Linked DNA regions of Homo sapiens: region 1 is linked to region 2. The links are chromatin loops, found by intact Hi-C in ENCODE. Cell type or tissue: ovary. All regions are shown on one strand. Links, peaks and the distances in the headings refer to the core of each region. The heading gives the core; the rest is flanking DNA.

Region 1 (15,464 bases), core at 3,510-11,509, 58 kb after region 2:
ATTGCCACAGGGGAATTTCTTTTTGTACCACATTTCCTATCTCTTGAGTACTAGAAACAACTTTAGTTTAGATTCCAAAGAAATCATATTTGAGTCCCTACTGTATGCTTATTCTCACATAACTCTCAAACCAGGGAGATAGGACGTTCTCCATGGAAGAGGAGGCTGAGGCTCAGGGAGGCCAGAGCAATACATTCATGGTCCTCCAGCACCAAATTCCAGGCTCCTTCTCTCACTTCTCTGCCTTGGGGTTGGAACTGTTTGGCCAATGGCCATGGGAGGACCTCAGAGCCACTTCTCTTTAACTGTCCTTTGACTCCGCTGGGCTGTACTTATCCCACTGGAGCAAAACTTCATCCCTGGGGACAGGACGACCACAGCCTGAGCTACATCTGACCTGGGGTTCCTCCTGCCTCCTTTTGAGCTGTCAATTCAACTCTATGTCCATCAAGTTCAGCCATAGATAAGACTCTATTTTAAGAATGTGAGATACGTTTTCCAGCAGGGAAAGTTGTGAAACACTGGGGAGATAGGTGCAAGTACTGCCAATGTATTCTGGAGTTTTCACTAGGATCCTGCAAGATAGACTTTGGATTAATTGTCCTAAAGTGGAGATTATTTCGGTGCTGTTGAAATAGATGAGGGGGAAAAACTAATCTTATCAAGGAAGAAGAAATCTTTTACATTTGAGCCAACTTGGGTTTTCAAATGTTATGAAACAATTTCTGACTGTCTCCCAAACAGGTTTTTTAATCCCCTGCCAAGAGCTTTGCCAGCACTTGGGTTCTCTCTCCCACTTATTTTTTCCTTCTAATCTGACACTATCTCTCTGGATTTCTCATACACATGGTGTGTTTTGTGGGATTGTTATTTTTTTCTGTGTGTGTGTTCACTAGAATTCAATTCTTGTTCCTTTTGAGACAGCTTTATCATTTCCATGGTTCTGGGCTCCAGGATGGCATGGAAATCCCGCTCAAAGTGGAGAGGATCTAATTAAATTACACCTAAGGAGAACTGTTTTGTCCTGCAGGACAGTTTTTCCTTGGACAAATGGGCATAAAATGGCACATTGCTATCACCCAGTACCAATCCCTTTTGTCCCTACAAGGAGATGTGAACTGTTGGAATGGTTGCAATTCCTGGCTATCTGGCCAGTTACACCTTCTCTACTTCTCTCTTGAGTCTCAGTGCTTTCCATCCTTCAAATCTCACCCATTCTCCCCTCTACTGGGAAGTCCCCCTGATTTGCTTCTGTCCCCACTCCCACTATGGCCGAAAGGTACATGTGGCCTGTGTGCCTGTCACCCAGCACACATAATGGTGAATTGCAGACACATTCCAGGAACTAGGTTTCTTCCTATTTGCTCCTCACCATCTCGTGTGTTCCTCTCCTGTTGCATCCCTGACCTTCCACTGAATCCATCTGTTTACTGTGGCCAGGTGCCATGGCTCATGTCTGTAATCCCAGCACTTTGGGAGGCCAAGGCAGGAGAATCACTTGAGCCAGGACTTTGAGAGCAGTCTGGGCAACATGGCAAAACTCTATCTCTACTGAAAACCCAAAAAAATTAGTCACGGTGGTGCGCACTTGTAGTCCAAGCTACTTGGGAGGCTGAACTGGGGGGTTACTTGAGCCCCAGAAGTTGAGGCTGCAGTGAGCCGTGATGGCACCACTGCACTCCAGCCTGGGTGATGGGAGTGAGATTCTGTCTCAAAAATTTAAAAAGAAAAAGAAATGATCTGCTTATGTGTCTCTACCCCACTTATCTCTGGTCTCCATGAAGACCATGGCATGCTGGTAAGTGTGCAGTGATCCCCAGAAAGGTTTGTGGGTCTAGAAAACACTGAAGGAGGGCTTTAGGTGTTAACGATGATCATTCCCATCCACAAGACACTAAATAAGACTTTGAGATCTGCTTTTCTTTTTTCCTTCAGGGAGTGAGGACCATCGTCTAAAAGATTTTGATTTAAATCCTGTCTGGGCTGCAGACTGTATACTATTAGCCAAGTCCCTTACCCTCTCAGGACCTCAGTTGCCTCCTCTCCAAAGGCAGAAAAATAGCAGCCCACCTTACAGGGCTCTTAGGGGAATTAAACAGTCCAGGAACACCAGGATCCTAGCAGGACATGATATACAACAGGTGCTATGCAGATGACGCTCCTCCCTACCGGCGACTCTCAGTGCCCGTTCCCCTGATACGGAGATCATATTATGTAGCACACTTCATGCCATCAAGTGTGTGAGGGACCATTAGCCTCATAACTTCAAAATAACTTTGAATAATTTCTTGGTTTGAGGCCAGGCACGGTGGCTCAAGCCTGTAATCCCAGCACTTTGGGAGGCCGAGGCAGGCGGATCACTTGAGCTTCGCAGTTCAAGACTAGCCTGGGCAACATAGTGAAACCCTGTCTCTACTAAAAATACAAAAATTAGCTAGGTGTGGTTGTAGGCCATTGTGGTCCCAGCTACTTGGGAGGCAGGAGGCTGAGGCAAGAGAATTGCTTGGACCTGGGAGGCAGAGGTTGCAGTGAGCTGAGATTGCGCAGCTGCTCTCCAGCCTGGGTGATAGAGTGAGACCCTGTCTTGAAAAAAAAAAAAAATTCCTGGTGAGTTTGCATCATTTATAAATTTCATTTTTTTTTGTATGATTTTGGAGTCAGAGAAGACTGATTTGGCATCTCTATCTATCACTGTGTCTCTCTCCCCTCTCTCGCAGCCCTTGACATTCGTTATAAGCCAAAAGTTACAAATTTTGAATTATACTGACATATATTGAGTTGATACTCCATGTTCCAGGCACCATATCCCACTTGATTCTCCATCTATTTTTGTGGTTCAGAAATGAGGGTAATTTAATACCTCCCTGCAACATTTTGCAATGTCTAGGGACGTTTTTGGTAATCACAACTTGGGTGAGGGTGCTACTGGCATCTAGCTAAACATCCTATAATATTCACTACAATTCCCCTACCACAAAGGATTATGTGGCTCCAAATGCCCATAGCACTGAGGCCGAGAAGCCCTGCCCTGTTGGTTTGGTTGAAAGCCAGTGACTGGGTTCTATCTGCCTCTACTTTTTATTAGCTGAGGGTTCTTGGGCATTGGTTCTTCATTGGTTAAATCTGTTAAAAAATATAAATAAACTTAGCTGCTGAGGTTTATTGGGGTGATATGTAGCCCAATTTCTAGCACCCAGTGCTCCATGGATATTAACTGTTATTATTTTATGGGATTCCTTCAACAATTCTCAGGCTTAGAGGAGTTCAGAAACTGCCCAAATTCCCACAGCTCATAAAAGGCAACGTCAGGCATCCACCCTGACCCCACCTCAGTGCTATGACACCTCCTTACTCCCAGCCATGGACCAACATGGAGACCCAAGTGCCCCAGAGCACCCTCTATAATTATAGAAGACGTGGAATACGTGATTATTTCTAAGGAGTCTTGCATTGACAGAAACAGGTAAAAGAGTCTCCCCGTGACATTATTCTTGCCCGGAGCTTGGCCCTAAACCCTCCTGAAGCTGAAAGGATGATTTAATTCTGAGTTGAGGGTGTGGCTTCCTCCGCTTCTTGGCAGAACATTTTGTGATTCAGTTACTTTCCCAGGTCCCTCAAGCAGGTGCCATCTCCCCTAAGAACTAGTCCTGGACAGAGCTCTGGACAGATCCTTTCTGGGCAGCCCAGATCCAGAGGCAAGAACCAGGGCCAAAAAGAGAGATGTCATCTCAACGGTGACATTTCCATCACTGGATGGTGTCCCGGCATGCTTATCTTGGGGTGTGAAAAACTAGTGGCTTGGCTTTTTCGGTGTCATTGCACTTTTTCCAGGGGTAACAAAGTGAAAAAGGCAGCCCTGGAGGAAGCCCATCCATGGTGAAGCTGCCACATTTCCCAGCAATGTGTTGAGGCAACAATTGTGTGTTCAGGCTGCCGTTCCAGGCTTCTGCCCGACACTTGTCACTGGAAACCTGGGATGTCACTTCCTGCCACACCTCAGTGGGGTGGGCAATGGGCTTTCTGGTTGCTGAAGCCCCAGAAACTAGTGGCCTTGGATACTGCTTAAAAAAAAAAAATCTGTTTCCAAGTGTCCCTGAATCCACAATTCCAAGATTCTGGAATTCAGAGGTCTCTGGGCTCTGTGACTCTGAGATTCTGGGTCTCTGTGACTCTGAGATTCTGGGTGATCATTCTGCATAGAGATGCAGCATTTAAAGTCACAGTTATGCTACTTCCTAGTTTGTAGCACCCTGCCACTAAAAACAAAACAAAATGACACAACAACAATAAAACCTCTCTCCCGCAAGCCTGGAGCATGAACCCTGAACACACAAGGAGGTGGGAGGACCACGTTCAGATGTGCTGAGAATTTTTCTGCAAACACCAAAGCAGGAGGCCTTTCCCACTTAGTAGAGAGCTACCTCTACTCCTTGTTAACTATGTTCAGCAACACACCTCTCTGGGGCATCAAGGAAGGGATGAGCAAAGGCAGCCCCACTGTTTAGCTTTGCAGTCCTCGGATAAACAAGCCAAGAGAGTTTTCCAAATGCAAAAAGAGAAACTGAACCCCACAGAGAATGTAGTCACTTTCCAAAATGAGGACTCAATCGTGAAGCAGCATTTCAAGTGAGCATGCCACTTGTATGACAGCTGATGGAGAGGCAGAGCAAGGATCAGGCTTCCCCGGGAAGTGGCCAGTGTGTCTGTAGGATTCTCAAGCCTGGAAGCTGCAAGTGAAAAAAGAATGTGGGCCAGGCCTTCTCAGATCATCTGGGTTTCCTCTTGAGCACATAGTAAGTCTAAGAGACCTTGTATTCACACGCACACACACACACACACACACACACACACACACACACTTCTCACTGTTAGGCAGGCCACCTGCTGTACCACACAACTCTGACATTCCAGGAGCTTAACACATTCAACTTTGTATTTCTTGCTCACTGAAGGCTGGAATGCCTGCTTGAACAGGTTCCCAGGGCAGGTCCCTGCAGGGTCCCTCCCATACCCAGGGTCTCAGCAGCCCAGGCCTCTTCTATCTTGTGGCTCTGCCCTCTACTGGGTCCTGGGAACCCTCTCCAGCCCACTGTTGGCTGGGAAGGACAGAGAAAAGCAGCGGGAGGTTTTTCAGCGTGGGGCCTGGAGGGATGCATATCACTTCTGCTTACTGTTGAGTACGCAGTCAGGTGATCACGTTTAACTGCAAAGGGGGCTGGAAAAGGGTAGTCCAGCGGTGTGCTCAGAAAGAAAAGAAAATGATTTGGTGGACAATCAGCCAGGATCTGCAATGGTGTCATTTATCTGCTATAGAATTTCGTTTGTCCACAGCTGGAGACTCAAATCCTATTGCTGGGGTCAGAACTCGCCTGAGGCAGACAGATTTCTAAGGTCAAGGATTGTTCTATATGAGTCAGTAACTCCAAGGCCTATTGCTGATTTGGCACATAGTGGGCTTTTAGAAGTGCTGGTTAACTTACTCGCCTGCTCATTTCACCAACAAGCATAGCTGGTTTAGGTCCATAGAGTCCATGCTTTAACAAATCCTCATTTGGAGAGACAGAGAGGGCACATATGAAAAATCATCTGTACACAGGTTGCTGACAAGAGCTGGGGTTGGGGAGAAGGTTTAAAGGGCCAGAGGAAGCCAGAGCAGAGATGTACATACATAATGTGATTCAGGCTGGGGCAGTCCTGGGGAGCTTCCTGGAGGAGGTGACTTTTCATTGTGCCTTAAAGGAGGAAAGCCAACCAGAGTGCAAAGGCAAAGACTTTTGAAGGGTGCCATACTTTTGGAAAACGATGAAAAGTTCAGTATGAGTGGAGCATAGAGCGTGTGTGCTTGGAATTACTGAGGGAGAATATGGTGTGCTGAGAGGAATTGAAGGCAGATTGCAAAGGGCCTTTCACAACGCACAGGCAAGCAGTTAGGTTTTCAATCTAGCTAGCAGCCCAAGGAGGATCTTGGACAAGACAGGTGTAAAAGGTGTTCATGGCCTAAAGCAAGAGAGAGTTTTAAACTGAAGCCAAACATCACCACGAAATGCCCCCCTAGTCCCAGCATGTGTGAAGGGCATGATCCTCTGGGTTCCTGCACAGACAGCAGCTATCCTCTGGGTGAGGAGGCCTATGGAGAGGCAGGCCGTATGTTCCTGAGCAGACCCAGGTCAGTCTGGTGTCTGCTGGTGGTTAGTTCCAGAGTGAAACCCGAATGGGTTGTAAGGTAGTTGTTTTTGAAATTGGCAATGACCTCATTGCATTTTCCTGATAGGATGTACAAGAGAGAAGGGGTATTTGGTCTAGAGAGAGAAGTAACTTTCTAAACAGATGAGCTAGAAAACACTTGGGGTCCTCCACAAATAGAAAGGAGATCGGGGTTCTTTGGAAGGTGTAGGGTCTTGGATGCCTCATCACAGGAGGACAACCTCAAGTCCCTCTTAGGAGCCTGACCTGGGCATTATGAGTAGGACAATATGGGATTCAGACTCGGGGTGACTTACTTTGAGTCCCAGCTCTGCTGCCCTTTCACACTGTGTGCCCTTGGGCAAGGCAGAGGACGTCTCTGAGCCTCCTTTTTCTATTCTGTAAACTGAGTTAATAACCCCGCCACTGAAGTTATGAGAATTAGCAAACACCTGTTGCATAGTGAGTACTCAACAAATGTTAGCTGTCATCATTTGCTGCAGATACAGCCAATCACCACATCTGGGGGAAGAGCAATGGAGGGACCAGGCTCAGGTGCAGGGGGAGTGATGGTGGGCACACAAGAGGGTCTGTAGAATCAACTTCACCAGATCTAGGGCCTTGAGGTCAACCAGCTGGGTCACCGGAACGCTTAACAACACCTCTCATGAGACAGGACCTTGCCATTTAGCCCCTCGAGAATGGATCAGAATATCTGCCCTGACTCATTTTGAGTTAATTTCAGAATCACCAGAATATGACATAAGAATCACTAGAATTGCTTTTCAAAACACAGTCATTTCCAGATGGAGGTGAATCAGTTATCCCTGAAACCCGCCCTGACCATGTCGCCATGCAGGCAGATGTCACTGGGCCCAAGCCATGCTTTTGTTTCCCCGTCGTTGGAGTTTGGCCTGATATGATGATACGGACACTTTGAATTCTTCAAAGAGTAATTCTCAGTTACCTTTTTCCTCTTTTCCCCTTCAGGTTCAACCCCTTTTATCACACTAAAGTGCCAATCAATATTGCGAGATAGATGTTACATCTTAGCTTTTTATAACATTACGTGTCCCAGAAGGGACACTGTATCTTTAAGGAAATGGACCCCGTATCCTGTTTCTGAAGGATTAAAACTCTTTAAAGAGACAGAAGAGGCTGTAAACCCCGATCATATTCTTATTCTGTCTTCATTATCCTGTCCACTATCTATCCCTGCTGAGTAAATCTGGTTGTGTGTTTCTCCAAAGTGGTCATAAGAAGAAATTTATTTACTCCGCCTTGCACTGGAGGAGCATTACTGAGCTTCAAGGCTCTCCAAAGTAATAAAGATTTTGCAGTGTGTGCAAAAGGAACAGAAATTCAGAACTTCTTTCCCCCTCTGAGGCCGTTTGGCCATCCAAAGGGGGAGTCACTTCTCATTTTCTGACAGGGTTTATTTCCGTACGATTTTCCAATTAGCAGGAAAAGGTCACACTAATGTTGACGCTGAGTAGGGAAAGAGGATCGAACTATGCAAATAGAGACATCATTGAAAGGACAATATTAAAAAGAGTGGAATTCCTTCACTCCCTAATTTAAAAATTATATATACATGTATACATATAGATGCACGCACACTCATACACACACATCCCTTTCTTCCACCACGGAGAGAAACAAAGGTGATTGCACTTGACCCACTGTTCTCGCCTGGGACAAAAGAATCCATGGTTCCTGAGTCTGACCTCTGGGGTAACATGACCGGTGACTTGGTACCTAAGACAGGAGTTAGGAGATCCCTGAGCTCTTGGCCCGGGTTGTGCCACAGAGCTGGAATCCACCTGCCAGTTCAACCCCTCTGGACCTTGATAATGGCCGGACTGTCCCCAGCCCGGCGGAGCTGACTGCCAGCATATCATTTATAAACCCGGCTCAGATCTTTCTCTGACACCTCCCCTGCCGCTTTTGTTCCCCGCTCGGTGCATGCGAAGCGCAAGAACTTTTCTCGATAATAGGGAGGGCTGGGAGCCGTGTCAGAGAAGATGTACTCCAGCCGTGCTGAGGACAAAAGTCGCAGATGCCCATTAAAACAGATCCAGGGAACAGCTTCGCTTTGGGTTTGGAGCCGATGCTCCTTGTCAACTCTAACGTGCTATGCAAATGGTATGACCGAGACTCCTGGCTCGCTGCTACTCGCATGCTGCTGTCTGTGACCCACTCACTAGGTGAGGCCCCGGGGGTGAGCTGGTTGGAAGGCAAGAGCCCTGCATAGAGGGAGGCCTGGGTCTGCACACCTCTCACTCTCACATCTGCACGCCCACACGTGCAGCTGCAGTCAAAACGGAAAGTTCTATTCCTCCAGCAAGAATCCTTCTTTCTCATGGAAGTTCTGTGTGGCTGCACAGATTTTAGCAAATGAAATAGCCTGGCCAGTTTCTCACAAGAACAGGAAGCATTTGTTGAGAGCCCTCTGCGTGCCAGATCCCCTACTAGGTGCTGGGTTAAGGAGCTTTCTCAGGGTCACACAGCTGCCATTTGGCTGAGTGTGAGTTCAGATTCAGGTGTATCTGTCCTCATAATTCCAACCAGTCACACCCAATGTTGGTCTTACTTTATTGAGGAGCTTAAAAAAATAAACCTAATGGGATTATTTTGACTGCAGGTTAAATCTTATCAAATGCTAACAGCATCATCTGCCAATTCTCCCTTCCATGTAGGAAAAAAGTGCAAAAGGACGGTATTTGGGTATTTAAACATCAGAAATGTGCAAATAGATCTCTACGTGATGCCCCTGTCAAGTTCTTGTTGTTTTCAGTCTCCATTACAAATATGCAGTATAACTATGAATATGGGGTACTGGCTCACACCCCGTGTAGAAGACATATGGATTCCCTGGTATCGTGTAGATCCACCACAACACTTACTTTCACCTCAAATAATAAAATGAAAACCATCCATCATCACCTTCAAAATCCTTCTTCTATCCTTGAGGTTGAAGACTAATGCCTTGGAGGGCATTATTTGGATTTAAATGTGAAAGAGAAAGGTTTTTTTTTCTTTGCCGTTAGACAAAGAATGACGCCCTTTTTCTTCTGATTTCAGAGTATCATTTGTTTTTTATTTTTTAGCAGTATTCATTGTAGCCAATTCTTGGCCTTGTTTTTCATTAGAACAAATTGAGGTGAGAAAGAATTACAAAGGATGAGTTCCTGTCCTTTGTAGGGACGTGGATGAAGCTGGAAACCATCATTCTCAGCAAACTATCGCAAGGACAGAAAACCAAACACTGCATGTTCTCACTCAGGTGGGAATTGAACAGTGAGAACACTTGGACACAGGGTGGGGAACATCACACACCGGGGACTGTAGTGGGGTGGGGGGAGCGGGGAGGAATAGCATTAGGAGATACACCTAATGCTAAATGATGAGTTAATGGGTGCAGCACACCAACATGGCACATGTATACATATGTAACAAACCTGCACATTGTACACATGTACCCTAGAACTTAAAGTATAAAAAAAAAGAATGAGCCCTATCGGAGAAACATAGTAGAAAAGCTGCTGATTTATGTTTCAAACTCCATTCATAACAGAATGAAATTGATCAAATTCAAAATTATTCTTTTGGCTTTATCTAGAGGAAATTATAGCTAATCAAAGCAAAAAAAAAATAAGTAAACAAATAATTACAGTACCCAAACATCAAAGCAACCTAAATCTCCAGCAATATGCAGCTGGTTAACTAAAATATGATATACACTTAAAATGGAATACTATAGAGACATTATAAAGCAAGTTAAAGATTTTTTTTTTTTTTTTTTTTTTTTTTTTTGAGACGGAGTCTTGCTCTGTTGCCAGGCTGGAGTGCAGTGGCGCGATCTTGGCTTACTGCAAGCTCCACCTACGAGGTTCAAGCACTTCTCCTGCCTCAGCCTCCTGAGTAGCTGGGATTACAGGTGCCCACCACCATGCCTGGCTAATTTTTGTGCTTTTAGTAGAGACAGGGTTTCACTATGTTGGCCAGGCTGGTCTTGAACTCCTGACCTCAAGTAATCCACCCACCTCAGCCTCCCAAATTTCTCACAGGCATGAGGCACCACACCTAGCCAAAAAAATATTTTAATGATGTCTTTTCCAGTTTTTAGAATACAAGTTCTTTCTCCTTTTTATTGTTAGCATGTTATTATTTTAGAAAATTCTTATCGCCATTGTATTTTAGGACAAATTTGGATGAAATGAGGATTAAACAAAATTGATTTTGAGCAGAGTGACAAAAGATGACCAGAAGTTAGGTGACAATAGGGTGGTCAAGAGTTTAGGAAGCACATTATATTATAATCAGATCAAGTAATATATAATGTACTGACAAATGAGAAGACTATACAAATCATTCAGCAGGTTAGGGAAAAAGGAGGTACAAGTGAAAACAATAACGGTTAGGGTACATTTACTGAGCTCTTTGTACATGCTGAGCATGATTCTAAACACTTTCATTAAACTGAAATATTCCTATTATTATTCCTTTTGTAAATCTAAGTAAACTGGGGCACAGGGAAGCAAAGTAACTTGCCCTGAGGTCACACAACAGCCTGGGAGTGGTGGAGAATATTCCTTCTTTTTAATTACATTCTTCACAAAAGAATAGAATACATTTGTTTAAAGTTATGAGGATTTGCCTCTCTAAATGTAACAAAATGGAAGGCTACATTTCAAATCGGTCCTTATGTTCTTGACAATGATTTCTACCTTTAGCAAGAATATTGGAAGCATGTGTTAAAAATGCAAAATTCTGAGCACCAGATCAGACATACCTAATATAAATAAACAGGATGGTATAACCCAAAAATCAGTGTTTCAGTAAGCTCTCTAGATGACTTCAAAGTGGCTAACTATGATTCGGACAGCTCTTTGCAATGATAAGAGTCATCTGGGATACTTATTATATAGACAGTTTCCAAGAGCCTCCTCTAGAGACTTGATTGAATGTGTCTGAGATGGGACGTGGAAACCTATCTATCTTTAGTTCAGGCAGTATCTTTAAACCTATGTCCTGGATTGTATGGGACAGTCCTGATGTATGCTGTTGTCCAAGCATAGTTATTAAGAGCGCCCTCTTCCAGGTTCAAAATTGTCCCATTGTGGACAATTAGATATATGCTTAACTAGGACCCCAAGAGATTTATACCCACCAGACTTGGATATGAGCTTGGGAAGCCCCGATCTTGAAGAATGTCAGTGACTTGGGTCTAATCGCCCTTAGTCACTTACTAGCTGGGTAGTCTCAGGTGAGTTATTTAATCTCACTGGGGCCTCAGTTTCCTCACCTGCAAAGTAAATAGAAGGACTCCTAACTCCTGGGCTGTTGAGCAGTATAGATGCAATTTTCATCCCTCCTAGAGAGGCAGAGTGCTTAGGAGGTGTGTAGCAAACACCAGCTTCCATCTTCCAGGGAGTGTCAGGAAATTCCTTGGATCAGCTCTTGGAAGCCTCCTCAAGGTCATGCTCACAGAGTTTCTTTTGAATGCAGATACTTCTGTGATGAGCAAATGACACTCACTGGACCAGGATCTAGAGAGCAGATAGGAACATTTCAAAGTTTTCAGAGGATGCATAAATGCAAACATCACATTGATTTCACCTAGGAAGTCCAGTTTTGCTTTTAACTGTCAGAGCCACACCCTGAGGTTGTCTATCAAGAAAAAACAGAGTGTGCAGGGGACCGTGGGGGGTAGGAAGACCAAGTCAATAAACCATTTAGAAATTTTCAGACCTGTTGCCAAAGACAGAAAAATCTGCCATCCTGTTTGTAGCAGGAAGAATACTAATAAATAATCCAAAGAGAGACATAATCCAGATGACATTTTACAGATTATTGATTGAAAAGTCAGGAGTCTGCTAATATAAATGGCCTTTACCACAAAATTTGCATTCACGACAATCACTTTAGGCATGTCTCTAAGCCAAGGAAAGTATCGATATCACTGGCACAAATAATGATACAGACCAGGCAATCTGTTTTCAAGCAAAATGAAAAAAGTTTCCATTTACGATTATGGTTGGTGTGGTGGTGTGTATAATTTTTTGTGGACTCCGTGGAACACTTCAAGGGTTATCTGCACAGATGTGGGTTTCAATAATATGACACAATTGCCCAGTTCCAAATATGCTCGTTGCATCTTTTCTGAAGAGGTCATTCACAGTCTAGATGCTCAAGTCAGAGGCTAACATAGGAAGTCCTCTTCTATGCTGCGAGACACTCATGAGGAAATAACCAGGAAGAGAAGAACTGGAGCACACACATAGATTTTTTTGGGGGGGGGTTGGGGCTGATTAGATCCTACAGGCAGAATTTGCTATAGTCTTAGATTTGTGGCACCAGGACACATTTATTTCATGAATGATACAATGTCACCCGAAGGGACGTGAATGCCTCTTTGCTCCTGTACCTCATTCGCTTGTTCTGACAAGTCTTAACTTTCTCTTGCCTCCAACACAGTCTCCAGCTAGCTGAGGTGACTATCAGGTAGTGTCAAGAGGACTTTTTTTCTGTAAGAACCTCATATTTCTAACGTTGATGAAAAAAACTACCAGAGAAGATTTGCACATCTTCCTTTTTTCAAGCAATTAATGGTAAGGAGAGCAATTTAACTGTAAGAACGAACGCTTTGGAGGCCTAGAACCCCATGAACTCTTAATGAGTTTCAATTCTGGTTCTGCTATGCATGGACCATGTGATCTGTGCAACTTCTTTAGTCTTTTCTAGGCCTTGCTTTTTACATCTATTTTTTGGGTTAGTAACGTGACCCACCTCACAGAATTCTAGTAGGCGTCAATAGTAAGATGTTTTGTATTGTATCTATTTCATTGTTAGCTTTCAACAGATCTTAATTTTGTTATGATGATGGTGATGGTGACGGTAATGGTGACAGTGGTGGTGATGGTGATGGTGACAATGATGATGATGGTGATGGTGACAGTGATGGTGATGGTGATGGTAATGGAGATGGTGACGGTGATGATTGGGATGATGTTGATAATGATTACCTGCCCAGGAAATTTAGGGCCACCTCTTGGAATCCTTACAAATCTGATAAAAGAAAAAAAGGCTCAGAAAGTTTTGGAGAAGTGTTAAAAAGTGGGGGTCCAAGATTCAAGCCCCTTTAACTGCCTCATGCTGCAGCCCCTCTTGGATGTCTTTACTTATGCAACACTGTGAAGACACACCTGGATGTGAACCCCAAAGACGCTGGAGAGCAACGAGGGCCCTCTTTCTTGGCAAGGGGCACTTGTAGAGCAGATTCAAGATAGAAAGAAAGTGAAGCAGGCTGTGTGGTGGGAATGGGCTTCCAAGTGGGAGAGAGCTGATTGGGACCCCGGGTGTGCCACCTACCTGCCGGGTGACTTTGGGCAAGTCCCTGAACTTCTCTGAGATTCGGTGTTACATACCCAAAATGGGGCTAACTCTAACTGTAGTTTTCTCACGGTGTTTTGAAGATCAAAGAAATAAGTGGATGTTATCTATAATCAGTGTGTAGGTGCTTAATCAAAGGCAATCATAAATTTTGTTGTTGTTCATAATAGTTGTAGCAGCAGCAGTAGCAGTGGTTGAGAGATCACATCACTTTCCATCTGGCTGCTAAGTGCACAAACATCATCCCTGTTCTGTTCATTCTGCCACATCCAATCCACCAGCAAGTTTATCACTTTCTCTGCAGGATGAGTCTCAACTCTCCAAGTCACCCATCAGCATCTGATGGGAGTGGCCATCTCTTGGCTTTATGACTGCCACAGCCTGCTCACTGATCTCTCTGCTTCCACTCCTCCTTCAACCTTGCAATCCACTCTGTGCACCAAAGCCAGAGTTATATTGTTAAAATGTAAATAAAGTCATGACGCTGCTCTACTCAAAAGTCTTCAATAGCCAACCTAATAATAATAGCTGATGACCAGCAGTGTGCTAGAAAATGCTGAACTATATAGTCACTCCAGGGGTGGGGAAGAACCCTGATTTCTAGCATCTGCCAATTCCTGTAATGTAAATATTCCACTGTGGCTAATTTCAAATCAATCTACCAAAGAGGTGTGAGTTGAGAAGAGATACCAAAGAGGTGTGAGTTGAGAAGAGATGCATGAAGTCAGCTCTCAGGAGCTGGTTCCAGTAGCCCGCTGAGTAGCCACTGAGCTTCCGTACCAAGCTGGGGGTTCCACTTCACAGCATGAGCTCATTTAATTCTCACCATAGCGCTATACAAGACAGGTGCTTTTGCTGTCCCTGTGATATAGATGGAGAAACTGAGGTACAGGGCATCTGGCTCCAGCACCTACCCACACTACATTGTCTCTCCTTCTTGTGCTTAAAATAAAATCCAAACTCCTTATCTTGTTGACAAGACCCAGAACCTGTACCTATGTTCTTCTGCCAGCCCACTGTGTGCCCACACCTGCCCCTACACTCTGCTCCATCACACCTGGTTCTTCCTGCTTCCGGCCTCCTTCCATGCTGCAGGCCTTGGTCCCTTTGTCCCTCTGCCTGGAAGGCTCTTCTCCAGCTCTTTGCATAGCTGGTCCCTCTTCATCTTGAGGTCCCATCTTAAATGTCACCTGACCACCCATCTTCCTCTGTCTTGCTATCCTGTTTCTATCGATTTTAATGTGTATCATACCCACTTAGCAATTTAGTTATTTGCCTAATGGTTGAATAGTAGTTCCCAATGGAAGATGGGGAATGAGGGGGCGATTTGCTTCCCAGGGGACATCTAGCAATGCCTGAAGACATTTTTAGTCATCACAACTCAGGAGCGGTGGCTGATGGGCTACTGGCATCTAGGAGGTCAAGGCCAGGGATGCTGCTCCCCACCCTACAATGAGCAAGATACTCGATGTCTCCCTATCACTTTCCAGGTAGAGATCCCACTCTGTGGATTTGCATATAAAGTTGTCTGAGATTTAGCTCCTAAATGTCCCACCACAAAGAATTATCTGATCCCAAATGCCAACAGTGGAGTGGCAAGTGTGAAAAATTTTGCTGTTGGCTGTTTTTCTGTCCCTGCTAGAATGCAAATTCCAGAAAGGCATGGCCTTGACTACTTTGTTCTCTGCTATATTCCCAGTGCCAGGCACTGGGAATACCTATGTTCTTATGCCAGGCACTGGGAATATAGCAGAGAATAAAGTAGGTGCTTTAAAAGCCTGTGTTACATGACTAAATTAAAAATAACAATACTGCTGCTCATCATCATCATCGTGACAATAATAACAAGGCATCTTTTTGAAGAGACACCAAAGTGTTGAAGGCAG
Region 2 (15,464 bases), core at 2,364-10,363:
CATATATTTCAATCATTTAGAAAACACTCACTCTCTGCCTGACGTGTACTAAGTGCTCAGTCTGCACAAGGGAAGCAAGGTGTCGCACAAAGTGAGTCATTATCGTGGTACTGGTAACAACAGCAACACTACTGCCACTTATGGAGCTTTCATACCATCCAGACACCATCTCATCTAACTCTCTGGTGACCCTACTACATATGTTTTTAAAGGGTGCAGAGGAAACACAGAAATGAGTGCCGAGGTTGCCTGGGTGGTTGAGGAAGACAACCTGAAGATCAGAGTAGAGATCTGGAAGAGGAATAGCTCTGTGGGTAAAGGCATAACATGCAGGAAGAGTGAGCAGCAAGAGGAAAAGCCTGGGGGAGCCCAAATCATGGTGTGTCTAGAAAGTTGCACAGAGTAATTCAGTAAATAAAGATAGTAGTTGGAGTTGGCCAGATGTCTGGCATCACACAGCTAAATCTTGTAATGACTTGTAATTGAGGTGATTCACCTCAATTTATAGGTTGCCTCCATCACTCAGGGCAAAAGTCACCAGACTTAGATGAAAAGAAGCCCAAACAGACCCCTGCAGGGCTCTCATCTTCTGCCCTGCAAACATTTCCAGGGCTTTCCCCAATGTTCATTGTCATGCAGGCTTCAGAGGCCTGTTTGAATGACACTGAGGTTGGTTACACAAAATAAAAGGTTCAGGGGATGGATATGGGGCAGATAACTCAAGTGTTCATAATACAGGAATTAGAATTATTTAGATGATGTTCATGTCCAAGTCAATAGGGATGTGACATAGAAAACCCAATTAATTCACCAAAGAGGTTATTTACTGAGCACCTGTCTTGAATGCTTGAGGGACAAAAAATAACGAGAAAGGCGAGGTCCCAGCCACCAAGGTTTCGAGGTCTTGTGAGAAAACTGCAAGGCGAACAAAATCAAGGACATTATGGAAAATCACCTGAATAGTGACTGGGGAGTGGAAACTAAAATGGGACAAGGGAGGAGTTGGTGAATAAAGGCAAGATCAAAGGAAGTCTCTGCAGAAGGCAGTACTCAGGCTGGTCTTGGAGGAAGGAAAAATGGATGGAACTAGTGAGGGCATTTAAGGTCCCTAAGACCGATATCTAAGGAAAAGTCAAGGGATCCTAAATTCAGGTCAGGTCCCCCCTCCCTGGAACATCACGTAAGGTCCTTCATTGTCAGGTATCCACCTCTATGCAAAGGGTTATCTCTGGCCTCTCTGCCTCCAATCAGGCCTGATTCACACCCAAACCCCAGCCCCTACAAGTCATCTGCCATCTATGGTCACACGATGGTTTCAAGCTTTTGTCCAGGCTCTTTCCTTTCTCTGGAAGATGAACAACTCTTTAACCTTATATGAGCAGCTCAAATGCTGCCTCCTCCATGCAGCCTTCCTGCATTCACTCTACTCTTTTTTCTTTGCCCTCATCCCATGTCACAGCCATGCATGTTACTGGTTGCCATGGTTGACCTTCTCAACAGAATGTGAGCAGCTCCTTGAGATCAGGGACTTGTCTAACTTTGTATTTCCTTCCACATATGTACCCAGCGCAGGGCACGATTCATACTGAAGGTACACTAATTATCTGTGGACCACATAGGTGAATTGAATAGGAAATGATCTTCTGCAATGAGCTGATTTACTCATAGAAATTTGGAGTGTGTTCGCAGTTGCTCAGTTCAATATGATGGCCACTAATGGCATGTGGCTATTTAACTTTGACAAAAGAAAAACTTCAGCCGAATTAAATTTAAAGGAGTTTAGCTGAGCAATGAAAGATTCGCAAATTGGGCAGCTCCCAGAATCACAACAGATTCACAGAGATTCCAGCGCAGCCATGTGGTGGAAAAAGATTTATAGACAAAAAAAGGGAAGTGACGTACAGAAATCGGAAGTGAGGTACGGAACGGCTGGATTGGTTACAGCTCGATGTTTGCCTTATTTGAACACAGTTTGAACACTCAGCAGTGTATGAGTGGTTGAAGTATGGCCACTGGGATTCGCCAAGACTCTGCTGTGGTTACAGGTGCATACTCCTAAGTTAGGTTTTCAATCTTGTGTACCTATTAAGCTAGGTTGCAATTCATCCACAAGGACTCAAATATAGAGGTATGGAGTCTTTCTCAGGCCATATTTAGTTCACTTTAACAATTTTAAGTTATTGACAATAACTGTAGTTTAGGGGTCGTACTAGCCAAACTTCAAGGCTTCAGTCACCACGTTTGGCTAGTGGCTATGGGATTAGTGCAGATATCGAACATTTTCATTTTAGCAGGAAGATCCACTGAACAGCACTGATCTAGCCTCTGTAGAGTAGGGATGGCCTTCTAAGTTTGTTCTCCTGTCTCTGTTCACACCCTCTTCCTCCTCCCCAAGTTTTGCTGCAGCCAACCCTCTGGGCAATTGAGCGTTGCTGTTTATACCATGCCAGGAGCTACAGAGGGATTCAGTGAGCTGGGTTTGGCTGAGGGTTATTACTACTCCGTGTAAATCAAATCACTCCTCCTGGGTGGGCTTCGGGCCTGCAAAGAGAGCCCAGCAGTTGTTATGTGAAGACACGGGCTCCTGTCATGGGAAATGCTGGACCCAAGCTATCGAGCAAGCTGAACTCAGCTCCAGTGGGCTACACAGGGTTCACAAACACCTGGCAGGCTCAGAAACACAGATGTCTCTCAGCCTTCAATTGAAAATGTTCTGAGTGTGCAGAATAAGGACAGAGCTATCTGGGAGTCTTCTTGTACAGATTTCTTGGAAAACAAGAAAACAGCGCGACTTCCTTTCCATGCCAACGTTTGGATCGCTGACTCAGTTAAAAGGCATTTATTGAACCCCAAGATCACTAGATTTCAAATATTATTGTTTTTTTCTATTTGAAGTGGATCCCTAGAATACAAGCCCAATTTATAAGGCGCCTAAAAAGAGTTTCTGTTCAGGTTGAGAGTGAGGAGGAGAACCTGGACACCTTTTGTTTGATCATCCTTCCAATGCCGTCCTGCTACACAACTCCAGGTGCTGTTCACACTGTAGTCTAGGTGACTCCCCCACCCACCCACCCCTTATGGTAGGTGGGGACACACGCAATTTGAAAACTCTGGTCTATGTGCAATCCTAATTTAAAAAAAAAAAAAAGCAGTAAAAAATACCTACTTCTACAGTTACAATAAAAATATTCTTTTTTCTATAACTCTTTTTAATGTGAGAAGTGCTTCTTATATGACCCCCCATCTGATTTCTTAACAAAGCTGGAATGAAGCCTTTGGGTGCAGGGATTCCCCTTATTCTTTTCTGTATCCTTAGTATCTAGTTTAGTTTCTGGAATACAGTAGGTGTTTAATACATTATTTGAGGGAGGAAATAAAAGGGAGTGGAGGAGAGAGAAAGGGATGGAGGGGAGGGAGGGGAAAACAGGGAGGAAGGAAGTGAAAAAAGAAAAGAAGGATGGAAGAATGAGAAAAAGGAAGAAAGGAAGGAAGGCAAGAATGAAGGAAGGAAGAAAGTTTATGACAGATTATTAGTTCCAGTTTACAGAGAAGGAAACTGAGGTGCAGCGAACTTAAGCAACTTATTAAAAGTCAATGAGATAATAAGTAGAAAAGCCACAATGTGGCTGGGTGCGGTGGCTCACACCTGTAATCCCAGCGCTTTGGGAGGCTGAGGCGGGCAGATCACCTGAGGTCAAGAGGTTGAGACCAGCCTGAACAACATGGCGAAACCCCGTCTCTACTAAAAATTCAAAATTAGCTGGGCGTGGTGGCAGGCACCTGTAATCCCAGCTACTCCAGAGGCTGAGGCAGGAGAATTTCTTAAACCCGGGAGGTGGCAGTTGCAGCAAGCCGAGATCCCATCACTGCACTCCAGCTTGGGTGACAGAGCGAGAGTCCATCTCAAACAAAGAAAAGAAAAGAAAAGCCACGATGTTAGCCCAGTTCTTCTGAAGCTAAAGCACATGCTTTTAACCATCCCTCCACCACGCCTTTAGGTTTTTTTTTTTTTTTTTTTTTTGAAAGGTAAAAAGCCAAATACATGTAGTTAATCACTCATTCTCTTATGGCGCCCGCCTCTTCATGTGTAAAACTGTCATGAGGGTCGATCTCCCTCTGAGAAGGAATTTCCTCTCTTAGGATCCTTGATACTCATTCCTGGCCCTGAAATAACCCGCCCCTTTCCTTGTCTGTCAGCTGCAAATTGTAAGCCTGCATAAAGGATGCAAATTAAAAGTGCATCAACCAGCACAGGAATTGAGGCATTCATGAAACGAAGCCGCGAGCAACCTGGCTTCGTGGGGCGGCTCGACTGGATCTCTGTTTAAATTCAACTTGTGTCAGGACGGAGGGGTGCTCTTGTGCTTGTTCCATTTTTATAATGAAGCCATATGTCTGGAAGTAGAGAAAAAAAATCTCTGACATGAAGAAAAAAATGAGTGATATGATGTGCTTCTGAGATTACCAGGGGGACTTCCTAACACAGGCTGAGCTGTTGTTAATGGGTCGTGCCATGGCCATGATGTTAGGAATAATTAAACCGTGAGTTCAGCTAAATCCCAATTGCAGGAACACGATTACAGGACTTCACCCCCACTACAAAACACACATGCAGAGGGAGAGAGGGAAAGAGGGAGGAAGAGAGAGAAACTTTCAAAGGGCTTGTAACAGAACAAAGAGCAGTTTTTACTATCACAAAATCTTTATGGATCACCATCCTTGAGGTGAAGTTATATCCTTTATGGTCACATTTTGGTAGTTTCCTTAAATTATTGATGGCATTTCGTAGGGCCTGCGTGCTTGGAACAGAGCTAGCCAAGAGGCCCCTGTCCCCCGTCTGGAGGTGGGTTAATGATGGCACTCCTTGCGCAACGCGTCCAGGACACCGAGGTTAATAAAACCCGTAGCTCTTCTTCATGGGTACCAGGGGATGGTTAATGTTCAGGACTGTGCAGGACCTCAGCTTAATGTTCCATATGAAGGATAGCACTGCCAGACGACACCCTCCCTGGTGCCAACCTCGCATATTAGCACATGCTGGAAGTGGGCTGAGCAAATCGGGAGAAGTTAGGTGCTTCTTTCCCGGCTGGGTGTGACGCGCCGGCAGCCTACTGTCCCTGCAGCTCCAGAAGTCTGCCTGTTCGGTTTGCTGAGAGCATCAGACAAGGAGTTAGGAGAGTGCCCAGCCCCTACTGGCTCTGGGATGTGGGGCAAGTCTCATCAGGTCCACTGTCTTCTTTCTTCCTCTGTCCCAGGAAGGGCAGGAAGCGGCTCTGCCCTTCTTGGGCACATGTACAGAAAGAGATCTGGAGCACCATAAGGTAATGCATCCGTTTTACGGTTGAAAACACAGGCTTTGGGGTCATAGGAAACTAGAGTCAAATCTCAGATCTGACTCTTCTTATAGACAGAATGTTGATGCCCCACTCCCCACAAATCCATATGTTGAAATCCTATCCCCCAATGTGATGGTATTTGGAGGTAGGACCTATGGGAGGTGATCAGATCATGAGGGTGGAACTTTCATGTTTGGGATCTGTGGCTTTCTAAAAGAGGCCCTGGGGAGGTCGCTCCTTCCACCCTGTGAGAACATGGCTTGAAGGCACCATCTATGAACCTGAACCCGGAAGCCAGCCTAAATTCAGTGTCACCAGACACTAAATCTGCCAGCTCCTTGATCTTAGACTTCCCAGCCTCTAGAACTGTGAGAAATAAATTTCTGTTGATATAAGCCACTCAGTCTATGATATCCTGGTATAGCAGCCCAAAGAGACTAAGAAACCATGTGAATCCTATGCTCCTTGGGGACGTGCCAGACCACTCTGTCTTGGTTTGGCTACTGCCTGAAACAGACCCTGAGACAGGATATGAAGGCAAGTAATTGACTTGGAAGGAGATCCTGGGAAGCAGTTGCAGGCGTGTAGGGAAAGCAGCAGGGAACAGCCAAAGGCCATGGATGGGTCACTGTGGGCAATTGGAAGTAATCTCACTGGGGACCTCTGGGAGGCAATGTAAAGCATGAGCCTCAGAGGTGAGGGAGTTGGGGTATTTATACACCAACCCCAGTCAGCCATTGGCTGAGGGCTACTCTGTGGCTTCTGGCCTGCTACACCCATGAACAGAGTGGGCTTCTGCAGCCAAAGAAGCCGTGGGCAGTGAGATACTGATGATGCTGGCAGTTGGAAGTGTGAATGGTGTGCATTGAAATGGGAAAGCCTGGGAGGAAATGAGATGGTTGACGGGTGGCATCTGCTACCTGAAGTCCAAAGTTCTTTCTCTCCAAAATGAGGCGAGCACCTCCTACCTCTCTTTGCACTGTTTTGAGGACTAAATAAGATAATGCAAGAGCTCAGTGACTATTAGTTATGATCATTGATAATCTAAAGGATGGATCTTTTTACTACAGTTAAGGTCACAACTTAGATCTGTATGAACATTCGAAGTCTTTCTTCAGGACCTAAATGTTTTGCTATTTGGAAAAATCAGCTTTACTGTGTGTTTTGCACTAAGGCGAATTGAAGGGATAAACGGTGTGGGTCAAAACCATGCTTTCCTCCCTGGGACAAGAGAGCAAGGAGGAAGAAGTGACTTCTATGCCCCATGTTTACATAGACAATGAAAGTTGTTCAGTGGCATTGTCACCTCAGATGGTAAATTACTTTCTCAACTAATAGGAGTCTGTAATGCAGCCTGTTGTTCTCCAGGTTTCTGGGAGTCCTTCATTTCTTAGATCATCTGAAACTTTGTTTCTGTGAGGCTCAGGTCAGTGAATTTCTTCACCCAGAGGATGAAGTGATGTCCCCATGTAGGTGCCCAGAACCTCTTGCTCAGACTTCATGAGAACATAGGGAGACACCTCAAAGGGTAGTATCTCAGAATGGCCCCTCCATCCTTTGGACATTCCCTTCTCCCCTGGGGTCCTAGGATAAATCCCTCAGAGTGCTGATGGATTCCTAGATGACATGGATTTACTGCCATACTGCTGCATATGGGAGTATTCGAGATCATTGAGTCCAAAGTGTCACCCACGCTGAAGAAGGAACACTGGAGCAGCATGTGGGACTCACCATCTAATCTTCCAGTACCCGGTGACACAGTGACACCTGTGTGGTTCGGTACTAACCAACAGCATCTGTAATCTGTAAACACCCCATAAGTACATGCTGAAGGAGAGAATGAGGGAGTGAGTGAATTTGTAAGTGTCTGGGGAGAAGAGAGAGAGAAGGAGGGGAGCGATTTGTAATGGGGAAAAAATACATTTGGGGACTTGCTGCTTCATTAGCTGCCACCCCTCAGTGGCGCTGAAAACCAGGAAGCTGAGTTTACACGCCTATGTCAGTCTGAGATTTCCCTTTTTGGGTTTCACAAATTCGGTTTGTGATGGCTGTCATCCACTGGGGAGACGTACCCAGTCTCACTCACAGTTAAGAATAAGTAGTATTCAGGCTGCAAAAAAAAAAATTTAAAAAAAAGGAGAGATTGAAGCGCTTGTCATTTCAATGTGTGTCATTCATTGACTCTGCGGCACCCCATGCGGTAAGTAAAGTGCAGGTCTCAGGACACCTGTCAAGAATCAGTCTCTCCTCGATGTACCCATTCTCTAGCTCTTCAAGGGGAAAATGCTTTAAAAATAATTCCAGGCCACGCGTGGTGGCTCACGCAGTAATTCCAGCACTTTGGGAGGCCAAGGCGGGCAGATCACGAGGTCAAGAGATCGAGACTATCCTGGCCAACATGGTGAAACCCAGTCTCTACTAAAAATACAAAAATTAGCACGGTGTGGTGGTGGGCACCTGTAGTCCCAGCTACTCCGGAGGCTGAGGCAGGAGAATTGCTTGAACCCGGGAGGCGGAGGTTGCAGTGAGCCGAGATTGTGCCACTGCATTCCAGCCTGGAGACAGAATGAGACTCCATCTGAAAAAAAAAAAAAAAAAAGAAAATCCAGACGGTAAAATGCATGTTAAGGGCTCCTACAAATCGGACATCTTCACTGGTAGGTTCTGGTTAAAAATGGAAACAGATCAAGGTGGAAAGTGTTTCACAGGGTTTCTTCAAATTCTAAATGTTTTTAGAAATACGTGGTGATGCATGGTCCACACTGCATGGACGGAGGTGAGTTTGTTTTATTACTTCCCTCCTCCACTTTGCCCAAACTCTCAACTTTTCCAGGAGAGAAGCACCATGGAAGGAAGACATGCCTCTCGCCCTCCCCAGCCATCCATGCCACAAAGAAAGGCTCTCTGTGAAATCCATCTGAGCCTCAAAGTGCTGTCCCTGTGATGTCGTTGGTGACCTTTGGTTGTTGAGCCACCCTCTTATTTACTGTTTTGTTCAGAAATATAGATCGTATGTTTTTCCTATGTTAGGTTGCTATCCCTGCCCTCAAGTTTCATAGTCCATATAGGAGACCAAGTAAATAATCTCACCATGGTGTGAGCCTTGCTAGACTCCAGAGGTGAAGAGGAACTCAACCCAGCCTCGTGGGTCAGGCAAGGCCCCTGGCAGAGCTTGAATGTGGGCTGAAACCTAAAGAGTGGCATTAAGGGAGGCAAAGAGAAGGATGAGCACTGACCAGAGAGGGTGTTCCTGGCAGTGGGCATGCACAGAGGCAGGGAAGTGAGGGGCGGGCACTTGATCCACTGCCCTGGATACTGGAGCAATCCTGATGCTGAGACCTTTCTGCGTTTGAGGCTGTCTCAAGCACTCTGGGCTGCCTTTCTTCTTCGCCTCTTAGGTTGATAACCCAGGCGAGAGCTTGTGATTTCTACCCATACATTTGCTCAGCATACACTGAGCCCCTATACCGCTCCAGGGCTTCTTTTAGCTACAGAAAATCGGGAGCTGAATGGAACAGAGTCTTTGCTTTTGATGGGCATACATTTTAGCGGGAAACATGGATACACTAGAAAGTCTGGTGCATTGAACGACATGCCAGAAGGTGCTGGCTATTATGCGATGATGTCACGAGGCATTTACTGCAGTTATTCCCATTTCACAGATAAGAGAACTGGCATGCAGGTGAAGTCATCTGCCACATCAAAGAGCTGAAATCCATTATGAGAGAGGCAGGATTTCACCCAGGTCTGCTCACAACCAGGGCCCAGCCCCTCTCCATGCCAGAACAGGGTAACCATGGGTGGGCAAGGACTCCCAAGGCTCCACAACCTCCACATGTGCCCAGCTCAACCCCATTCATGATCTCTGGGCTCAGCTGAAGGATGTGGGTTGAGACGTTTCCCTCCTCTACTCCTTGGAACTTCCCCCATGGACACCCAGGCATGGGCAGGTACAACAGTGAGAGCCTCCACAGAGCAAGAGGAAAGAGTGTCCTAATCCAGCGTCATTGCCAATGAATCCCTGTCCCTCTTGGTCTGGTGCCAGTCATGGGGGCTCCAGAAACCTGCCCTGCCAAGCAGTTGGGCCCTTTGGCCTTTATCCAACCGCACCCCTGGCACCTCCAACCTTTCCCCTGGAGCTGGGCTGGCTAACCTTGGCCTTCCTCTGGCCTCAGCCTGCACGCCAGCCCTGCTCCTGGAGGTAGGCCAGGCCCCACCCAGCGCCCCACCTCTCCCCCGTCACACCCACTGGCCCAGTGTTTTCCAGGAATGCGCCCTGTGGCCACCTGGGCCTGGAAGTGTGAGAGGCCCCTGGAAGAATGCTTGTAGCCTCTGAAAGGGCTAGGTGTGGGCCTGAACTCTCTGAGAGCAGGGGCCTTCCTGCTCCCCATTTCCAAGCCAGCAGAATCTGTCTCCTGCTCGCTTTCTCTCTCCTTCTCACCCACACCTGGGTTTAAACCCTGGGTAACAGCCTTTTTTACCCATTGTTTCTGTCCTTCAGATACTGTGTCAAGCAAATGCTCATGATCTTATTTAATCCTCACTTGCTTCCTAAAGGTCTTATGAAGAGAGGACTGCCACACTCCCCATTTGATGGGTAGGTCAACAGAGGCTCAGAAAAATTCAGCAATTCTGCTAGCTTAAGCTGCTAGCCTCAGGCAGCTAGAGAATGACAGAGTCTGAATTGAACCTCCCATTCTTCTGATCCCACAGTCCATGTTTCTAGCCACTTAGTAGCTGTGTGACTTTGGGCATTTAACCTCTTTGGCCTCAGGGTCCTCATCTATAAAATGGGGGTAATGATAGCATCCCATTTTCAAGGGTTTTGTAAAGATTAAATGAGCTGACTGATGGCAGGGGCATGCGGCAGGCCTGGAGCCAGGGCAGCCAACCACCATCAATGACCCTAGCCAAACCCCTTCCTACTTGGGGATACACATTTCATCTCACAGCTGTCATCTCAGCAGCTCTTGTCCTAGACTCTGTCTTCCCTTTCTTGTATGATAGCCACTAATTGCTTTGCTTCCCTTCTGGTCTCCGTATTCTGCGTACCACACGGCCCGAAAATTTCATTGATTATTATTATTATCACTATTATTATTTTGTATGGGTACACACTGGAATGTGAGAGTGGTACCCTGGCATCATTTCTTTCTCTAAAGTTCATGAGTACATTTCCACTAATTAATTTAATGTCCCAGACTGGCTTATTTTGTAGAAAGAGCAACAATTTAAAGGGAGGAGCTCTCCCTGCTCCAATAAAATATATGAAGTGTATTCTCAGTAGACCCTGGGTTTAAATGCCAGTTTTCCCACTTGAAGACTGTGTGACTCTGGGCAACTTACTTAACATCTCTGAGCTGCATTTCCTGTTTGGAGTTGGCAGTGGATGACCGTTCATGGGGTCTAGGAGAGAGTTCCATGAGAGAATGGCAAGGCAGTGTCTGGTATCCAGTAAGTGCTCAGAAAAACTAAATCGGAATCTATTTGAAACAGAGTTAACCACCACAGGTAGTTTGGGGAGTGAAAAAGGAAATCAAGAAATGCACTTAGCTTAAAGAAATCCACGCGGGAGAATAGGCAGTGGAGCAAGGGGGTCTCTGATCAGGAGTGAGGACCCAGCGCCACGCCCTGTCCCAAATGAAGCAGGGCCTTGGGAGATGGTGAGGGGCAAGGTTCAAAGCCCCAAGGGAGCCGACCTCACCACTTCCTGGTGAAGTTCTTGAGAACAAGGCCAAGACTCCTTATCAGCGGACAGAGTCTGTGGCCCCAGGGCTGGACGCCTGTGTATGTGTGAGCCCTGCTGTGTTTATCATGCCTCTCCCTGTGACAGGCAGATCAGCTGCTCAGACTTTGGACAGGATTGGGCCTGGAGTGGCAGCTCCTCCTTCCCCGGAAGATACCCCAGGCCATTTCTCAACATTCATTCCCAATAACAAAAGGTTGAAAGTCGACTGCTGTAGTTTCACAAACATGATGGCCAAGGCCAAAACTTGGGCGCCAGGAGTCCTGGCTCCTGCCTCCGGGTATAGGGTCTCTATCAAATCGCCTTGCAGGCAGAGATAATGTCTGACCTGTTTACTTTGCAGAGTGGTCTGGAATAGTCAGATCCCAATCAGGAGATGCTTGATCACAGATTATCTCTTTCGCCTCCTGGGAAACCCGTGAAGGGGGTATTCTTCTACCCATTTTAGAGTGGAGGAGCCTGGGAAACAAATGACGTGATGCATAGCAAAGAGCTCCCCAGAAGTATAAACTCCAACTCATGTTTGTAGTACTTAACCAGGCCAGGCACTGTGCTATGAGCACAACAGGGCGTAGTTTACTAAATCTTCCTAAGACCTTGTGGGGTTGGAATTCTCCTTATTCCATGGGATGAAGAAGAACCTGTGCAGAGTGATGTTCAGAAATGGTCCAAGGCCACCCAACTGGCACAAGTTGTAGTCAGAATTTGAAAATAAATGGTTGATCTCGGATCCTTACCCTACCACCCCAAGCCACAAAGGGATGTTCTCTAGCCCAGGGCCTCTCAACTGTGGCACTCCTGATATTTTGGGACAATTCATTCTTTGTGGTGGGGTCTGCCCTGTGTATTGTAGGATGTTTAACCACATTGCTGGTGTCTACCCACTAGATGTCAATAGCAACTACCCTGTCCTGGAGCAACCAAAAATGTCTCTAGATATTGTCAACTCTCCCCTGGAGGCAAAATAGACTGCTCTAGACCTGTGTCGGGTACTGCCATTACTATTCACAATTATGGTTTTAGTTGAAATGGTGGTCTTGGTTATGATGTCTTTGCCAGGGTTAAGTTTACATTTGGGCAGGTACTAACCCACGTGAGCTTCGACTAGTGTGGCCACGTAATTTATTGTCCAACTAGGATCCTTTAGAGATGAAAAGTTGAGACTATGAATAATTAAGTAAGGATACAGGCACACATTGGCACCATCATGGGCAAGCTGGGACGAATCTTCACCCTGCTTTGGTAACCCCCTTCTACCTGATAGCCAGGTAAGACAGCAGGTGCATGATTCCGCCTTCCTATGTTATTGATGCCTTGATCTCGGTTATGTTTCTTAGCTCAAGGGCTCTGGAAACTGTATCATTGGTTCTTTCTACCCTCTTCTATCCCTCAAAAACACCCCTCCCTGGCTGGGGCGTATCAGTGACAAGCCCCTGATTTTTTAAAATTAGTTGAAAAATGGAAAACAACCCAAGGAATTGGTGTCAGTTTTCTTTGCCCTCTGACTAGGCTGAAGCCATGATGTTAGGCCTCAGTATTATCACCTAAATTATGGGGACCAAAGCTCTACTTTGCAGTCAATTTGAAGAATACTTTTCCAGCCAACCCTACTGAACCATCTTTAACTAACAAAGGGTGAGCAGTGCTCCCTCCTTTCAAGACATGTGATGATGATGATGATATAATAATAATTGAGCACTTAATATATAGTTGTCTTGTCATGAGCACTTTACAAAGAATTTTTTCACCTCCTCCTTAGCACAGCCCATAATGCTATCTTTATTCCCATTTGATAGATCTGAAACCTGAGGTTCCAGGATGACAAAGCACTTAGAAAGTTTCCTATAATTACTCAAGGCTAGAGTAGGAATTCAATGGCAGGTCTGTCCATTCCAACGCCCACGGAGCACTGCCTCTCAACGTCACAGGGATTTGACCAGGTCAGTCCTTGTCTGTCTACTGAGTGCCTATTGCAGGCATAATGCTAAGAACTGGGCACTTGAGAGGCAGATTAATCTCTCCCGGCCCTTTGGAACCCACAGTCCAGTAAGGGAGATGGACAACACTGCAGGCAATCAGAATGGAGCAAGGCATGTGTTCTTCCAGGGAGCCATGGGGCTAGGATGTATTCCTTGAACCAAGCCTGCAATGGGGCAGAGAATGCCTGGCCTAGCTCAACTGGGGAGAGAATCTGAACCTAGTCTTGGGGTTGAGTAGGAGAAGTGCAAAAAATGAGTAAGAGAATGCCAGACAGAGGGGCCTAGCTGAGCAGGGCAGGCTGATGTGGGAGATTTGCCATTCATTATGGATGGGGAGGTCAAGTCCAAGGTAGGGACCTCAGAGAGCCTTGTGTCAATGTAGCATGCAACACACACACACACATACAGATAGACACAAATGCACAGAATTCAGCCACAAGCCTGTGATGTTGATACCATCAGACTTCTATCTCTAGGATACTCCGTCTCTGCTACCTGGTTCCATGAGTCCTGGAAGGCAATATTATCTCCCTCCATCTTCTCATTCCTCTTCTGCAGCAGATTGGATAATGCACCCATCCCTGCCCCACATCCTAAAAGATATCTGTGCTCTAATCCCTGAGGAGTATGCAAATATGAATGGGGATATGCTCTGTTAATGAATATGTCACAGGAAAATTAAGTTAATTTAATTTCCATACTGCAAGTTAATTAAATTGCAGATGGCATTAACGTCACTAATCAGTTGACCTTGGGGAGATTATCCTGGATTATCTTGCTGGACCTAGCGTAATCACAAAGGTCCTTATAAGAAAGTGGCAGGAGGGTCAAAGAGAGAGGAGATGTGGCAATAGAAGCAGAGGTTGGAGTGATTTGATTTGAAGATGGAGCAAGGAGCCACAAGCCAAGGAATGCAGGTGGCCTCCGGGAACTGAAAAAGGCAGGGAAGCACATTCCCCACCAGAGCCTCCAGAAGGAATGCGAACCTGAAACCACCTTAATATTAGCCTAGCGAGACCCAGGTCAGACTTCTGATCTCCAGAACTGTGAGATAATAAATTTATGTTGTTTTTAGTGACTACCTTCATGGTAATTTATCACAGCAGCAATAGAAAAATGATACATCTTTCTCTCCAGAATCAGGCCTATTGGTCACCTTGGTTAGGTAGGTAGAATCAGCAGCACCCTGGCTGGGGCATGGCCAGAGGTGCCTCAGGTTCTTCTAACTTCCTGGGGTCCTAAGGATGCCTTTCTTCACCGGGGAGGGGGGCTCTACCCTTAGAGCCAGCCTGGCCCCAAGGATAGCAATGCCTTTTATCAGTGCCCACAGCTATGCCCTGCAAAGCATTGATAACACAGGGTCCAGGAAGGGCAGGGAACTAGCAAGCCCTGGATGTCAGGAATTCCAGGAGATGGTCCATCATCTATGCAACCAGCCGGTTACATCCAGCCGGTCATCATCACACACTTCTTTGCTTTTGTTAAAAAAATGTTTTAACAAAAACTACAATATTAGAGTCAGGCAGCTGGGTTTTTATTATTCATACTGATTTCTAAAAAAGAACATTCTGGCTTTAATTAGAATGAAAAAAATATGAGCAGTAGAAATATTCAAATATCACACGACTTCATTATTTACACCATTGATTTTGACAGGCAGATAAACACAGAGTAAGACATATGCTCTGCACTATTTAAAGAACAAAGCAGCATTAATCTGCATTTAACTCTCCACACATTGATGAGATCCCGTGCTTTTTTTTCCCCCTCTTGGGCAAGAAAACCACGGTAAAGACTCAGTGCATGTGGCCCCATGGTTGTGGAAGACACAGATTGCCAAAGGATTCAAACCAAAGCAATGATTAATTCAAACAGTAGGTTGTATTTAATCTATGCTGTGTGCCCAGACATTCAGTAAATGTCTTCCATCCATTGGTTGGCTCACTTAATCCTGGCAACTTACCTGGATGAGGTCGGCATTTTAGTCCCATTTTACAGATGAGTCAACCGACTTCAGAGAAGGTAATAAATGACTCGTGCAGGTGCATAGCCACAGCATGGTAGATATTTGTGCAAGGCCAGCTGGCCTGGAGTGCCCAGGCTCCTGGCCACTGCAGAGCTAGGGCCATGGCCTCCTAAAACCTGATATTCTGGAGTGCTTACAATGTGTGTTAAATACTTTATGCCAGTGTTTCCTAAGTTCGGCTGCAAATTCACATCACCCTAGGAGCTTTAAAAACCTGCTACTGGGGTTGCACCCCAGAACTAATAAATTAGAGTGTCTGGGTATGGGAGGCAGGCATCAGTGTGTTTGAAAGATGCTCCAGTGACTCCAGTGTGCAGCAAGTTGGAGAACCACTGCTCTCTACGCATTCTTCTGCCCCTTATGAAGGAAGTACTATT

Evidence for each region. Peaks named below come from ENCODE experiments on the same cell type or tissue, not always from the same donor. Only the 100,000 strongest peaks of a DNase experiment are listed, where the experiment ranks them.
Region 1: a loop joins it to region 2, with 3 times the contacts of the local background. A loop is called at or near these places in 2 of 110 quality-filtered maps.

What each region holds. Positions count from the first base shown.
Region 1 is chr16:79,340,262-79,355,725 of GRCh38, reverse strand. It overlaps a transcript of MAF not described here. Among named protein-coding and RNA genes, the nearest start is that of MAF, 250 kb to the left of the region's middle. In ovary, for the core only: no CTCF peak of the experiment used is centred there; a DNase peak (open chromatin) is centred at 8,364.
Region 2 is chr16:79,396,636-79,412,099 of GRCh38, reverse strand. It overlaps a transcript of MAF not described here. Among named protein-coding and RNA genes, the nearest start is that of MAF, 200 kb to the left of the region's middle. In ovary, for the core only: no CTCF peak of the experiment used is centred there; no DNase peak of the experiment used is centred there.